2 separate regions of the Homo sapiens genome follow, and region 1 is linked to region 2. A link is an interaction called in ENCODE POLR2A ChIA-PET data of the cell type or tissue named here. Cell type or tissue: PC-3. All regions are shown on one strand.

Evidence for each region. ChIA-PET counts read pairs that join two places held together with the same protein. Peaks named below come from ENCODE experiments on the same cell type or tissue, not always from the same donor. Only the 100,000 strongest peaks of a DNase experiment are listed, where the experiment ranks them.
Region 1: POLR2A ChIA-PET joins it to region 2 with 5 read pairs; 1 of 35 experiments calls an interaction of 5 or more read pairs at or near these places.

What each region holds. Positions count from the first base shown.
Region 1 is chr21:38,485,049-38,487,548 of GRCh38, reverse strand. The region is part of intron 1 of ERG (ETS transcription factor ERG); the gene reads left to right. Among named protein-coding and RNA genes, the nearest start is that of ERG, 12 kb to the left of the region's middle. In PC-3, no CTCF peak of the experiment used is centred here; a DNase peak (open chromatin) is centred at 1,108; H3K27ac peaks cover 440 bases.
Region 2 is chr21:39,632,693-39,635,192 of GRCh38, reverse strand. All of the region lies in intron 1 of B3GALT5 (beta-1,3-galactosyltransferase 5), which reads right to left. Among named protein-coding and RNA genes, the nearest start is that of B3GALT5, 21 kb to the right of the region's middle. RefSeq lists an enhancer at 802-2,001. In PC-3, no CTCF peak of the experiment used is centred here; DNase peaks (open chromatin) are centred at 1,192 and 1,922; H3K4me3 peaks cover 933 bases; H3K27ac peaks cover 2,500 bases.

The DNA.
Region 1 (2,500 bases), 1.1 Mb after region 2:
TTTGTCATGGATGCCTGATGGGATAGGACCCTGTTGGCATCCTCTCTGAAAATCTCCCTTGCCTGGCTAGGGATTGTTTTATTTTATTTTCTTTAGCCTGTAGCAAATACAGGTTCAGTATCTCCATTGAATAATATATTGTAGAAAGAAAGGCAGTAATAAAAACTTCGTTCTTTTTCCCCATTTGAAAAACAATTATTATAGGAGTTTAGAAAATAAAAATTTTAAAAACAAAATTAAAATAATTGATGTTACACCATCAAGGGTCTTTGAATACTCGATTCTTTTTTGATTTTTTTTGTCTTTACTCCTGTACCAATGTATCCTTTTTAAAGAATAATAAAATTTGAGAAATTAAACTCATTGTTATTAGTACCTTTCTATCCACTTCTTTTTTTTTTCCAGGATAGTGAAAAAAAAAAAAAAAAGAGGAGTGAGGGCTGAACTTGTTACGATTTAGAAATTAAGGCCCATTTTCCTTCTTAAGAACCCAGTTTCTCTATATGAAGCAGATCCAGACCGCAGGTCCCTGTCCCACCACGCCTTTCACTTCCCTGTGCCTCGTTTCCTCATCTGTAGAAGAGAGTCAGTCATGATAATAACTCCTACTTCTTGGTAGTGTTGCAAGGATTAAGCAGCTTAATACTTGTATGTGCTTTGAACAGTAACGTGCTGTAGTGTACAAAAGATGTAAATTGCAGACCAGGCATGCTGGCAGCTGCCTGTAGTTTCAGCTTCTCGGGAAGCCAAAGCAAAGGATCTCTTGAGCCTCAGTATCTGAGGTCAGCCTGGGCAACCTGGCAAAATACCTCATCTCATAATAATAACAACAATAATAATAATGTTAGCTGTTATGGGCTGTTATTGGTTACTTATCCTAGTCACAGTCTTCTTATTTAATTTACTCTCATATCTCAATTGTTTTTTTGAAGTAATCAATTATCTTCCTTGATTGTGTTTGTTTCCAGTATTTGTCTTTGGAAAGGAATCCTGCATTTATACCTGGTTATTTATAGCTTCTTCTAAAGGGGTGAAAGTATTTCCCTACACAGTCATGCATCACCATGCCCGGTCAGTTCTGAGAAATGAGTTGTTAGATGATTTCATCGTGCAAACATCACAAAGAGCACTTACACAAATGTACATGGCATAGCCGGCTGCACACGTAGGCTACAGGCTATAAGTGTAGCCTGTGCTCCTAGGCTACAAACCTGTGCAGCATGTGACCAGGCTGAATACTGTAGGCAATTGTGACACTTAACACAATGGTTTTTATGTATCAAAATGTGGGAAAGGTATAGTAATAATGCAGTAGAGGCCAGGTGCGGTGGCTCACACCTGTAATCCCAGCACTTTGGGAGGCTGAGGCGGGCAGATCACGAGGTCAGGAGATGGAGACCATCCTGGCTAACACAGTGAAATCCCGTCTCTACTAAAAATATAAAAAATTAGCCAGGCATGGTGGCACGCACCTGTAGTCCCAGCTACTCAGGAGGCTGAGGCAGGAGAATTGCTTGAACCTGGGAGGCAAAGGTTGCTGTGAGCTGAGATCATGCCTCTGCACTCCAGCCTGGGCTACAGAGCGAGACCCCATCTCAAAATAATAATAATTATTATTATTAAGAAGGGAAAAAAATGATACACCTGTACACCTGTATAAGGCACTTACCATGAATGGAGCTTGCAGGATGGAAAGTGGCTGTGGATCTGGGTGAATCAGTGAGTGGTTAGTGAATGTGAAAGCCTAGGACATCACTATCTACTACTGTAGACTTATAAACACTGTATATTGGCCAGGCGCGGTGGCTCATGCCTGTAATCCCAGCACTTTGGGAGGCCGAGGTGGGCGGATCACGAGGTCAGGAGATCGAGACCATCCTGGCCAACATAGTGAAACCCCATCTCTACTAAAAATACAAAAATTAGCCGGGCATGGTGGCGCATGCCTGTAATCCCAGCTACTTGGGAGGCGGAGGGAGGAGAATCCCTTGAACCAGGGAGTTGGAGGTTGCAGTGAGCTGAGATTGCGCCACAGCACTCTAGTCTGGTGACACAGCGAGACTCCATCTCAAAAAAAAAAAAAAAAAGACTGTATATTTACACTAAATTTATTAAAACATTTCTTCAATAGTAAATTCATATTAGATTACTATAACTTTTTTTACTTATTAATTTTTTAAACTTTTTGACTCTTTTGTACTCACTTAGCTTGAAACACAAATATGTGGTTCAGTTGTACAGAAATATTTTCATTCTTTATATCCTTACTCAATAAGCTTTGTTCTATTTTTTTTTTAACTTTCTAAACTTTTTATTAAAAACTAAGACACAAACACATACATTAGCGTAGGTCTACACAGGGTCAGGATCATCAATATCACTGTTTTTCATCTCTACATCTTGTCCCTGTGCCACTGGAAGGTCTGCAGGGACAATAATCTGTGTGGAGCTGTCATCTCCTACGATAACAGTGCCTTATTTTGGAATCCTTCTTGAAGGA
Region 2 (2,500 bases):
CAAGCAAAAATCCAAATCCAAATATCAACACGGGTCCCGCAGGCATGCCCACTCTTGAGAGACTGCCATTGTTAATTGCAATCATTGCCATTTATCTTATGCTACCATGTCTTTTGGATGGTGGGCTTTGCGGGGGCCCTCAGTTTTGTTGCAGATGGCATGGTAGAACATTCTGATTTCACAGTGGGACATTCTTGTAAAAAGTGGGTGATTTCTGCCTTGAGATGACAAATGCTTTCTTACGCCTGCTGTTTTCCTCTCTAGGGTGATCACAGAGCTTCCTCTGGCCTGCCATTACGCGTTGTCTCTGGGAAAATGGGAAGATTCTACTGCCCCGACATGAATAGGGAATGTGCTTTGAGCTGTTTTCCTGATAGACATAGAGCAAACGTGATGACTTCTGTTCCTCGGGTTCAAGATCACCTGGCCTGGCCTGAAGCAGATTCCCACATCCAGACTCCAGGCAACACTTTGAGAACCAATATGCTTGGCCAGGATCAGAGAACCAGGCACTGATCGGGGAGGGTTAAGGCCCCCTGCAGCCCCTGCAGGGATGCAAATGCTGGCCTGCACAGCTGCCAAAAGACTCCACTTGAACCTCCGAGACTGTACAACCTAGACCGTCATTTATAGATGTGAGCGACCCGCAGTAAAAGAGTAGACATATGAAGAGAACTGGCAACCAGAAGGAAGAATTGGGCAGAGTGAGCCAACCAGCACAACAAACGATGGCCACAAAAGTGGACTGAATGCCAGAAACGAGAGGTGTGGCAGACAGTGATTTTCCCCACCCACCTCACCAGCTCCCAACGTTTTCCCACCTCTGAAGTCGGATCGGGACATGGGAGCAGTTCTGACAAGTGGGCTGTGAGAGGCCATTTCCCTCCCACCCTATTCTGGAAAAACACACACCCCATTCCTTCCCCACCATCCTCCATTTCTGACCTTCCTCTACTTCTTGGGGAAGGAACTGAGTGTAATTTTTTCAAATTCTGCATCATGACCCATTAGTGCATCACCAAGTCAATTTAATAAGACCCGACGTTGAAAAGAAAACAGAATTGGGTAGAATAAAATATTAGAAGGCATGGGGAATGGTCAAGGCAAGTACTGTTTGGTGGGTCATATGTGTGTACTGAGTCATGAGGTAAAAGGAATTTACTGTGGTTCCAAAGAGCTTAAAAGCCACTGACTCAGAAGGAGAGCTGTGTAGTCAGTCATGCACAAATATTACAGACGCCAACACCCAATGCTTAGAGCTCCATCATTTACCCCATCCTTGCCATTTGACTTTAATCAGCTTTCTTAAACCACTAAGCCTCCGTTTCTTCAAACAGAAAATAAGTTACTCAATAATGAAGCCCAGGACTGTCCGGAGGGCAAAATAAACCAAATATATATGAAAGCAATTTTCACAATAGAAAGAACTTTGCCAATGTTAATAGCTGTCACCTTAAATCCATGCCTTTGCACAATCTGAACATTGGTTCTAGAATTAAAAGCTTCATTCTCTGTGGAAGGAATTTCAAGCACTGTTAGAAGGAGAAACCTGAGCCACTGAAAAGCTCTGGATTCATCCATGGGGATACAAGGGTTTCTGGTAAGTTTACAAAGAAAGAGTTTAGGAGATGTCTTTGTAGTCAGTGCTCTTAAGAAAGCAAATTATAATATCGCCCCTTAGAAACCCATTTCACAGTGGCCATTCATGTATAAGTATTGTGCCGGTTACAAATATTCTCACCCAGATGGTGGTTCAGGACTTGTCAAAGTGCCTCCATAGCACTATTCTGTTAACCATCTTGTACATCCAGGTGTCATATAAGCAAAGAACCAAGGAAATGAATGTCATTACAAAAAATAACCATTTCACTGAGTTAAACTGACTCTTCCCTTTGAACTCAGAAACACCTCATCACAGTGGTGATGAGTCACCCCTAGTTTTATGATTTCCTTGTTACCAAGGGATTGCAGTATAAGACCAGGGGTCCACAGAAACCTTTGTGGCCCTCATGCATTGGATGAAACTACCTGTCTACATCCTCTTCCCCCTCTAGAAGAACCACAGCCACCATTTCCCTGCCCCCAGATCTAAATCACTTAGCCTTCTATTAGAAGAGTGCAATCATCATTTTCCAATGGAAATCTTCAGGTCAGGAAAAAATTAGCATGAGAATGATGAGATATTGCAACTGCCTGACTACAGCCCCAGGACTCACAGGAACCCCAGGACCTACCTAGCTCAGTGGGAAAGAAGTAGGAAGAGATACACAAAGGTTTGTTGAATAAATCATCTGAAACATATAAACTGGATAGAGTGCATAACCATAAAACAAAGGCCACTTTCTCCCTGCATCCCCGGGCTCCATCCCTCTTGGCTCATTCCTTCCTCTCAAGGAGCACCCACATTTATACCCCCATCCCTACCACCAGAATGATCCTAGGGGATTTTCAAGCCACTCTAGTAGGAAATGTCCACATTCCAACATCCAGGCTTCCAGCC